Regions from separate parts of the Homo sapiens genome. Here region 1 is linked to region 2. The links are chromatin contacts, found by Hi-C in ENCODE. All regions are on one chromosome and are shown on one strand. Each heading gives the region's core, a stretch centred on a gene start or an enhancer-like site at or near the end of the contact. The rest is flanking DNA. Distances are from core to core; before and after follow the strand shown.

What was found. A loop is a pair of places that touch in the nucleus more often than their neighbours do. Pooled maps may share reads with other maps.
Region 1: a loop to region 2 is called in a pooled map, with 5 times the contacts of the local background. The contact joins the promoter of SUPT20H here to the promoter of LHFPL6 in region 2. A Hi-C loop is called at or near these places in 5 of 50 pooled maps.

The regions. Positions count from the first base shown.
Region 1 is chr13:37,055,659-37,061,004 of GRCh38, reverse strand. It overlaps SUPT20H (SPT20 homolog, SAGA complex component), which reads left to right and starts at 1,317. Exons shown (of 26, transcript NM_001014286.3): 1 at 1,317-1,446. RefSeq lists a silencer at 1,146-1,405.
Region 2 is chr13:39,600,775-39,606,442 of GRCh38, reverse strand. It overlaps LHFPL6 (LHFPL tetraspan subfamily member 6), which reads left to right and starts at 3,250. Exons shown (of 4, transcript NM_005780.3): 1 at 3,250-3,560; 2 at 5,053-5,611. The coding sequence starts at 5,227. It overlaps LOC112268119 (protein SPT2 homolog), which reads right to left and starts at 5,119. Exons shown (of 4, transcript XM_035861111.2): 1 at 5,050-5,119; 2 at 3,903-3,993; 3 at 2,801-3,799. The coding sequence starts at 5,119. RefSeq lists a silencer at 3,056-3,355.

The DNA of each region.
Region 1 (5,346 bases), core at 68-2,567, 2.5 Mb after region 2:
ATGGGTTCCTCAAATATTTTCACGTAGAATTACTATAAGACCCAGAAGTTCCACTATGTTTATACCCAAAAGAATTGAAAACAGGGACTCGAACAAATACTTGTATACAAATGTTCATATCATTGCTATTCACAATAGCCCGAAAGTGGAAACAACCCAAATGTCCATCAGTGGATGGACAGGTAAAACTGTGGCATCTAGGTACAGTGGAATAGTAGCCATAAAGAGACATGAAGTACCGATACATGCAACAAGGTGTACAAGGTGAACCTGCAAAAGATTATGCTACGAAGACAGACCAAAAGGTCACACATTCCATTTATATGAAATATCCGTAATAGGTACCACAGTTTGAAAGCTGATTGGCATTTGCCAGGGGCTGAGAGAGGGAGGAATGGGAGTAACCACTTAATGTGTTCGGATTTTATTTTGGAGTGTACTTTAATACACTTATAATGTGTGCAACCACTAACTCTAATTCCAAGACACTTTCATTCATTATGACCCTTGGCATTGTGAACGGCAAATAATAAATGCTCATTAAAAAGATTCACCCCAGGCCGTGCATGATGGCTCACGCCTGTAATCCCAGCACTTTGGGAGGCCAAGGCGGGTGGATCACTTGAGATGAGGAGTTCAAGAGCAGCCTGCCCAACATAGTGAAACAGTCTCTACTAAAAATACAAAAATTAGCCGGGTGTGGTGGTGCACGCCTATAATCCCAGCTACTCCGGAGACTGAGGCAGGGAGAATCGCTTGAACCCAGGAGGCAAAGGTTGCAGTTAGCTGAGATTTCTCCACTCCACTCCAGCCTGGGCGACAGAGCGAGACTCTGTCTGAAAAACAAACGAACAAACAAAACAAAACAGACCTTACAATGTGTGCTAGTAATGCGGTTTCTGAATTTTTAGAACCCTTCTCTGGGGTGGTTTTTTTAAAAACATAAACTCATTGGCAGTTGATATACTACAGAAGGTTGTACGCATTGGACTAGTAAATGTAGGTAACGGTGTCGCTGTTTTTCCATTTGTATGTGCTAAGCAAAGAGAAAAGCTAGTTCTATGTTTCTTCCACTCTAGAAATTCAACAGGGTCGTTTTTCCCCAAATTCACATCTACACCCTCCCTCCCACTTTGCGGACTCGGACTCCAGGATTGAGCAGAGATCCTGGGCCCCGCCTCCCGCCCGGACGCAAGTCTCTGCGGGCCTCACCGGCGTCCTGCGCGGAACGCAGCGCTCCAGGCTCCTGGCAGCGGCCCCGCCCTCCCGGCTCCTCCCCTTCCGCCCGCCTTCCCCGCCCCTCGGCCCAGCCTGCCAATCGGAAGTGCGGCCGCCGGAACTGGCTGTTGGTGGGGGTGCAGCACTGAGCCGCCGACGGGGCGGGTGGGCTTTGCTGCCGAGCAGGCGGCGCCGTCTTGGGGCCTAGCGGCGAGGCGACCCGCACAGGTGGGCGGTGGCGGTAGGTGGGTGGCCAGCGACTGGCAACGCGGTGGCTTAGACGCGCGAGATCCGGCCAGGGTCAGAGGTGAGCGGGCCGCATCCCAGAGCCCGCTGGAGGAAGACGGGGTCCCCAGAGACCCGGCAGGCCGGGGCGGAGGTTGAGGCAGCTAAACTCCAGGTGGACGCCTACATCGCCTTTCGCGGTGTTGCTAAGCCGAACTTTTAATTTTAGTTTGACTTTTGGGTTCCAGAGACGGGTATTTCCGGACACTGGCAAGAATTTTGCCTTGCGTGTCTTCGAAGGCGGTTTTCTTGGTGTCCATATTGCATAAAGGCTTGTCGCTCCTCTGTGGAGATGACGGTTGTACAGGTAAAGCCTAAGTTGTGACAAAAGCTCCTGCAATGGGAAGACTCTGGTCGATCAGGGAAATCAGTAGAATTGATAGCAACGCGTAGAATTGATAGCAACGCTTAGAATTGGATTAATTACTGGCCATGGTTACCCGGCGCTCAGAAATGAACTTGGAGAACAGTTGCCCTGGAAGCCATCTCCCGTAGCCACTGCGTAGTGGGGGCCGCGTCTTCTTGAGTGCAATTCATCAAAGTCTCTAGTAGGACTCAAAATATAAAGTGACGAGCAGGATTTTCGGAGTCGAGTACAGTGTACTTGGGTTGATCACCATGTTATAAAGTTAGATCCAAATTAAGAAATACATATTCGTCTCTGAGCAGAATTGGGTCCTTTTTTTAATTGCTTTGCTTTTTTTAAAGAAATGTAAAAACAGATGCCGGTTTGATTAGTTTGCAGGTTGTAATATTGGAAGGGACCTAAGATTGGACACAGAGTTCTGAATTCTGATCTAGGTCTGTGATGTTAGGAAAGTCAGTTGTTCTGATTGCCTTATTCTGTAAAACGGAAATGATAATGATTACAGTTTCCTCACAGGTTCTAGTAAATTCTGTGTATAGACAGAATGTTTGCTTTGTGAGAGATATGAAGTTATTAGTTTTTGTCTGAAGTACTTAAATAATTTAAAGTTAGTAAGCCCCCATCCCCAATTTAGTGACAAGAAATCTTAAAGTCATCACATTTTGTCCGAAAAGTACATAGTGTATCTTCATCTTCAAATTCAGTGGTCAGAAAATTTTCACGTTCACCTAAATTCAACTTAAACCTCCTACGAGCTTTTCAAGGGTAGGAGTAATATCTTACTCATTGTAAATGATCGTAAATCATTTACAGTTGTATGGTGCTTGTGTTTGTGTTGTATTAGGAGGTTAGTCCATTTTTTAAAGTTTCAGACGGAGTTTCACTCTTGTTGTCCAGGCTGGAGTGCAATGGGGCGATCCTGGCTCACTGCAACCTCTGCCTCCCAGTTCAAGCCATTCTCCTGCCTCAGCCTCCGGAGTAGCTGGGATTACAGGTGTGTGCCAACACACCCGGCTAATTTTTAATTTTTTTAGTAGAGACTGGGTTTCACCATTGTTGGTCAGGCTGGTCTCGAATTCCTGACCTCAAGTGACCCACCCGCTTCTGCCTCTTACAGGCCTGAGCCACCGCCCCAGCCAACTTTTTTTTTTTTTTTTTTTTGAGACGGAGTCTCTCTATGTCGTCCAGGCTGCAGTGCAGTGGCGCGATCTTCGCTCACTGCAGCCTCCACCTCCCAGGTTCAAGTGATTCTCTTGCCTCAGCCTCCTGAGTAGCTGGGATTTCAGGTGTACGCCACCACACCCGGCTGATTTTTGTGTTTTTAGTAGAGACGGGGTTTCGCCATGTTGTCCAGGCTGGTCTCGAACTCCAGGGCTGAAGCAATCCACCTGCCTTGGCCTCCCAAAGTGCTGGGATTATAGGTGTGAGCCACTGCACCCGGCCTTCTGTATTTTTTTGTAGAGACACTTTCCCCATGTTGCTCAGGCAGGTCTGGAACTACTGCTCCTGGGCTCAGGCCATCTGGCAGCCTCTGCCTCCCAAAGTGCTGGGATTACTGGCGTGAGCCACACCCCACCTGGCCCTTTCCTTTTTTTTTTTTTTTTTTTTTTAATGGCTTGGCAAAAAACAAAGCTTTGGGGTTCACCAAAAATCAAAGCAAAACTGTTTTACCTGGAAAATCTTGTTTTCTGTCATCAGAAGTTGTGCTTTAGTTCAGCTGTGTAGACACCCAGTAGTGGTTACATGAAGTTAGGTGAATAGATTAAAAATAATTTTTATTTGTCATCAGTCTCAGAGCAAATGTTTTCTATTTATTTTTATTTCTAACTTTTTTTTTTTTGAGACAGGGTCTTGCTCTTTTACCCAGGCTGGAGTACAGTGGTGTGATCATGGCTCACTGCAGCCTCTATTTCCCAAGCTTAAGTGATCCTCCTGCCTCAGCCTACCGAGTAGCTGGGACCTGTGCCACCATGCTGGACTAATTTTTTTTTCTTCCCTTAGTAGTGACAAGTCTCACTATGTTGCCCAGGCTGGTCTCAAACTCCTCAGCTCAGATGATCCTCTCACCTGGGCCTCCCAAAGTCCTGGGGTTACAGGTGTGAACCACCATGCCCAGTCTTATCTCAGAGCAAATGTTACGCACCATCCTTTGCTAGGCAGAGTGAGCTTCAACCCTGGCAGCACGTTTGACTCGTCTGGGGAGCTCCAAAAATGGGGACTGTGCCTCACTCTAGACCACTTAATCAGTCTCAAGCAGGTGGGTCACAGGCATCCCACAGTTTGAAGCTCTGCAAGTTACTCTTGTGCAGCCAGGATAAGAACTCCTGTAGTTATAGAAAAGAAGATTTTCTTTTTTTTTTTTTCTTTTTATTATACTTTAAGTTTTAGGGTACATGTGCACAACGTGCAGGTTTGTTACATATGTATACATGTGCCATGTTGGTGTGCTGCACCCATTAACTTGTCATTTAACATTAGGTATATCTCCTCATGCTATCCCTCCCCCCTCCTCCCACCCCAAAACAGGCCCTGGTGTGTGAAGTTCCCCTTCCTGTGTCCATGAGTTCTCATTGCTCAATTCTCACCTATGAGTGAGAACATGCAGTGTTTGGTTTTTTGTCCTTGCGATAGTTTGCTGAGAATGATGGTTTCCAGCTTCATCCATGTCACTGCAAAGGACATGAACTCATCATTTTTTATGGCTGCATAGTATTCCATGGTGTATATGTGCCACATTTTCTTAATCCAGTCTATCATTGTTGGACATTTGGGTTGGTTCCAAGTCTTTGCTACTGTAAATAGTGCTGCAATAAACATACGTGTGCATGTGTCTTTATAGCAACATGTTTTATAATCCTTTGGGTATATACCCAGTAATGGGATGGCTGGGTCAAATGGTATTTCTACTTCTAGATCCTTGAGGAATCGCCACACTGACTTCCACAATGGTTGAGCTAGTTTACAGTCCCACCAACAATGTAAAAGTGTTCCTATTTCTCCACATCCTCTCCAGCACCTGTTGTTTCCTGACTTTTTAATGATCGCTATTCTAACTGGTGTGAGATGGTATCTCATTGTGGTTTTGATTTGCATTTCTCTGATGGCCAGTGATGAGCATTTTTTCATGTGTCTTTTGGCTGTATAAATGTCTTCTTTTCAGAAGTGTCTGTTCATATCCTTCGCCCACTGATTGATGGGGTTGTTTGTTTTTTCCTTGGAAGTTTGTTTGAGTTCATTGTAGATTCTGGATATTAGCCCTTTGTCAGATGAGTAGATTGCAAACATTTTCTCCCATTCTGTAGGTTGCCTGTTCACTCTGATGGTAGTTTCTTTTGCTGTGCAGAAGCTCTTTAGTTTAATTAGATCCCATTTGTCAATTTTGGCTTTTGTTGCTATTGCTTTTGGTGTTTTAGACATGAAGTCCTTGCCCTCGCCTATGTCCTGAATGGTATTGCCTAGGTTTTCTTCTAGGGTTT
Region 2 (5,668 bases), core at 2,001-4,500:
TTATTGAGTATCTGTCTACATTGCCAAGCACTGAGATACAATGTTCACTGATGTATATTTCCTCTCATTGAAAATGTCTTATCTATACCATGCTTTATCAATTAGGAATGCTTTTAGCTACTAAAAGGAGAAAATTCAACTCATAGTGATTTAAACCATATTAAAAATCTATAATTTACTTTTTAAATAATTCAAATGGAGGTGAGAAGCTCTACAATGTTAGATCACTGGGAGTATGTCTCTGTGACCCCCCACCTGGTTACAAGAAGGCTGCTAGAGCTCTAAACACCTTCAAGAATGTGCCCGAAGACAGTCATGATGGTGAGAGAACTATTCTCTCACGTCTCCTTATTTTATCAGAGAATACAATCTTCCCCAGAGGCCTCCTTAGCAAACTCATTGGCTACAGCAGGATCAAGTGGCCATTACTTGCTTTAAGGGATGCTAGAAGAGTATCTGGTGAGAAGGGAGAGGGGATTGTGAATTAATACTGGGTAGCCAACCAAGAGTGTTGTCATAAACACTTTATAGCTTTCCATATACTGTCGCATTCATGATCTCATCTTGTGACTCAATGAGACTACTATCCAAACATACTGGAAACCCAAACCTGGAATAGGTGTTATAAGTGGCATCTGCTATGTGGGAACTTCTGGCTGTGAAGTAATTTAATGGTCCTTTAAAGGTACAAATTTAATGCAAAGGGGCTTAAATAAATTATAATGCATTTTGCTTACAAAGTGTGCATGGAAGAACATAAGGAGTAATTCAGAAGATATTATAGTTTAGTAAGATAATTAGAAAGAGAAATCAAGATATGTGGATTATAGCCTCAGCTTTGGGTAAGACACTGGAAGAATTTCGAGCCTCTGTTTTGTCAGCTGTAAAATTACATACTTGAACAAGATTAGATGATCTCTAAATTCCTTCTCAAAGATAAGAGGACCCATATAACCATGATGCTGGAAGTTGTGAGCTTAAAAAAAATTAAAATAACCTATTTCAATCTCTTTTTAACAATGAGATAACTTAGGGCTTGGGAAGATCACCATTTGTCTGAATTCACTTATTTAAGTTAGAAATTTGAGTCCCAGTATTATACTTTCACAAATAATTGATATTGCATCCTGAAAGATTTTTAAAAATTTGGCCTCTTCTGTCATTTTTTTTTTCATTTTAGGCAGAATCTCTGTGATAGCATTTACTCTGCTTAAGAGAGTGCAAATAATGAGATTTTTTTAAAAGTCATTTTTTAGCTGTAAATTTTTGGGCAAATTACTTCTTATCCTTGCGGTAAAATAATAATTATTCCTTCTTCATAATTTTTCTTTTCTTTTTTGAGGACTGGATAAGTAATCTATTAAGGGACCTTAATGTACTAACACACAGCAAGGAGTCAATCTGTAGTAACCATGATTATCATTAATATGTCTCCAGCCAGCACTTGCGCTTAAGCTTTCTCACACTTAAGAAAGTGTTTGAGAGCAATTTCCCCTGCAGGTTGTACGGAGGTGACTCCGATTCTCACTATTATTCTTTTGTCTTTTATGATCATATCTTCCACCATCATATTATATAGGTATGAAGGCTCTGTGTAATAACTAAGGGTGTGGTACCTAACTGGAAGTCAGACCAATCATTCTTATGCTGTCACTGAAACCAGTAACCGGTGATTTGTAAGAGAAGAGTTAAAACAACTTAAACTCAACAACAACACCAAAAACAAAAACACTTAAATTGGGGATTCTGAATATGGGATTCATGGATGGGCTTTAAGGGAATGGGAAACCACCTGATATTTCATTCAAATGATTGACATTTTGGCCCAGGTAATTTTGGGGACTGTCCTGTGCACTGTATTTAGCAGAATCTCGGGTCTTTACCAACTAGATGCCAGTAATACTCCCCATTCATGGGTTATGATAATCAAAATTATCTTCAGACCTTGCCAAATATCCCTTTCCTTCTTCAGAATCGCTGTGGTAAAGCTTTATATGTCCGCGCATTTTTTTTTCTGGAAGGCTTATCAGTTTCATCGTATTTTTTAAAAGACCTGTGACCTCAAAAGGCTTGGAATCAATCACTTAAGGTCTTTCAAAATAATAATAAAAGAACACATATCTCCAGCTGTCGTTGTGGGAAAAATGTACACCATCACGGCTAATTAAAATGGTGCAGTCTGAAAATCTGCTATGAAATATATACCTACCAATTTATTACTTTCAACTCCTCTAAAAAGACACCTCACAAAAACTATATCTGGGAAACTGTCTACTTCAAAAACTGCTGTTCCCAGATGGCATACTTCTTAAAATACTGTGTTCAGCAGAGACTCCCACAGTCATCTACTGAATCTAGCTCTAAACTTCTAAAGGGGTTAGTGCTAATGACAAGTGGAAAAAGTCCTCAAGTCCAGAGGGGAACTAAAAATCAGTTGTTTCTCAGAAAAGAAATCAAACGATGGAATAAATTGCAAAATTGATCAGGAGGCAGGATGGAGGAGAAGGGAGGGAGGAAGTGAAGGGAAAGGGAGGGAGGGAGGGAGAGAGAGACAGAGAAACAGCAAGAGAGAGAGAGAGAGACCTTTGAAAGAGTGTATCTCTTGGGAGAGGCTCGCTAGAGGTCCGCCCCTGCCTTCTCCCTGGCTCGTCTGGAAAGGCAGCTGCCCCCATGCCATACATGAGCCTTGGGCTGTCTGCTGTGCTTTAATTCCCACGTCCACAACCGCCTCATTCACCGCCTTCCAAAGTGACCACTTCTCAAAAGCCTCCTCAAATCTCAAAGGGGCCACTTTACCCACTCTTTAAGGCCCTCTTTCCCGTCTACGGCTTCTTTTAACGGCGGCAGGAAAACAGGAGCATAAACCCGAACAGTAAACCCAGAAAAGCCCCAACAGGCAAAGTGTGTCATCTTCCGTGGCTCCTCGGGGTCACCCAGGAAGACAAGCAACTTTCTCCCATACTTCTCGGTCTGTCTGCCTTCCCCACTCAGCTTTGAATGAGACGCAGGGAGAGGGGGCGCGAGGGGGCTCGGGGCTAGGGGAGGAGCCGCGAAAGCTGCCCCCGGGGGTGGGCCTGGACCCGCGCGGACAGCGGGGCACCCCCCCACTCCCTTCCCGGCGCTCCAGGAACGTCCCCGGTGCGTCCTGGGTCTGTCTGCGCGGAGTTCCCCGGGGCGCGAGGGGAGGGGACTGGAGAAAGAGGAGGGCCGGGCAGCGGAGGGGAGGAGGCGGTGCGTGCCTCGCCTGCCAAAGGGAGATCCGCTCCTCTGCGTGCGATCCCCGGCGCCCGCGCGCGCCCACAGCGCTCCGCCAGAGCTGCCGCCGCGGACTCGCCGGGAGTGGGGGTCTCCGCTGGTGCCAGCCCGCTTCTGGAGACCCTCCGCCTCCTGCCAACCCCTGCTCTTCCAGGTCGGGCCCCGGGGTTCTGCGGCTGTTAGGGACAGAGGCAAAGAAGGGCAGGACGGTCCGGTTTCCCGTGGATGTTCCCGCCCGAGAAAGACAGCAAGTTGTGTGTGCGCCCGGGACGCGGGAGGGAAGGTGGCCGCCGCCCGCCAGCCATGTAAGTAAATCACTCGGCTGCCCCGTGGGCGTGGGCTCCGCTGCTTTCTCCCGGGCTCCCTCTCTGCCCCGGAGCCGGAGTTGGGCTGCTCCCGGGCTCCGGACTTCCTGAGCTCGGCGGATCCGTCGGCTCTGCCTGCCAGCCGCGTCCGCTCTTGGCGTCTGCCTCCGGGGGGTGCTGCCTTCCCATCCTTATCCCCTCCCTTCGTCCAGAGCCGGCTGGAAAATGCCTCTTGCCCCCTTTTAGAATGGAGGGATCATTGTGTGTCTCCATGGGTGGAGTGGCTCGGTGAGGCAATGGCAGGGGGCTAAATATGGGCTTGTCTTGGCGAGGGCGCCTCACCGCAGTTGGAGATGGGGGCCCCCTGCCCGCAGGCCACCCCCTGCTGGTCTTCCCCAGCCTCGTGGCCCAGATAGATCAACTTCAGCCCTGACTGCAGTTGACAAGATTAGAAAAAAAAGTAGTAGCCGACCTCCCGTTTGAGTGACATCCAGAACTGAAAATGGGCGGTGGTTAGAGAAAAAAACGGGTAGGGGCGAGGTGAAGAAAGGGGGAAATTTGCTATGGACCCTGAAAGCTGGAGTTAGGGGTCCTGGGGGTGGAATTCTAGGGTGGATGGGCTCTGTGCTTCTGTATTCATTTCTTTATGGAAAGTGTGAGAAATGGTTAAGGAACTCTTTTTGAAAGGCTGGGGTGGAAGTAGATGCCCCTGGAACCATTTGGATGACTGGGGTTTGATGTAGCATACTGGGAAGTATGGATTGCTGTTCAAATTAGACAATCATTCAGTGGGAGAAATGATTGCAATAGAACTGTTGGAATCAATGAATCAAAACTGCAGACTCAAAATAAGTCATACACAGGCATTCTTTTACACTAGAAGATGTTAAGACTAAAGAAATTCTGAAATGCTGCTGAATGAGTACAAAGAGTGTCTGGTAATAGTTCTGTACTGTGGGTGCCTCCGCAGACCATAATGCTTGTTAAATTTATGGTACTCTGCAATTGTGAAAAATTATCCTAATTAGTTTGTTTGGCTCATGCAGAGAGTTAATGCACCCTTAAAGGGACATAGAAAAGTTGCAACAAACTATGAGCATGAACTTGCAAGCCAAAAAATGGAAATCATGGCATGGTTCATTTTATTTTAATTGTTTATTGCCCAGTGAAAGTGCTACATTACTTTTAATGTGAGTATATAATATATAGAATGAATTCATTGGCCTGTCAAATAAAAATCGGGCGTTTCTTTAAGTAAATAGCTGTCAGAGTTAATTTGGAAATATTTACGGAAGATAAAGACATGAAAAAGCTTTGAGCTGGTTTGACAAAAATCGAGTTATGAAGCTCATAGAGAGAATTAGTTCTTCCCACTTTTAAAGTGTTGAGGCAAGTCTCAATGTTTATTAATTGAAAATTGTAGACTAGCTGAAACAGTGTTATCACTTCTTTTAATGCCTTTAATTTTTAATGTTTCCTGTTGTTTTACCAGGGACCATCATCTTTAGTGCAGAGGATGGAAAGTTGATGCCCAGTAAGACTGAAGATCCATTCTGCATTACGGAACTGTGGATTATCTGTGGGTCCCTGGTGATTTCACACCTTCATTCACTCCTGCAGTCCCTGAACACTTACTTGGGGTCCTCATTGCCCTATCTGGTGAAAGATGGCATCCAGCCTGACTTGTACTGGAGTAATCTGGGCTTTGCTGTCTTTTCTTTGTGCTGCCACCTCCTGCGTGGGGTTCTTTATGCCTTACTGGCTCTGGGGATCACAGCTGGGCAAGCCTGTGTCCTTCGGTACCTTCCGGAGGTGCTCATATCCTGTGCATGATGAGAGTCGGCAGATGATGGTGATGGTGGAGGAATGTGGGCGCTATGCCTCCTTCCAGGGCATCCCCAGCGCAGAATGGAGGATCTGCACCATAGTGACCGGCCTGGGTTGTGGCCTCCTCCTCCTGGTGGCGCTCACTGCCCTCATGGGTTGCTGTGTTTCCGACCTCATCTCCAGGACAGTGGGAAGAGTGGCTGGAGGAATTCAGTTTCTTGGGGGTAAGTGACTTGCTGAGCTTGAGTTGTTTACTGGAATCCCAAAGCAGTATTAAAAGT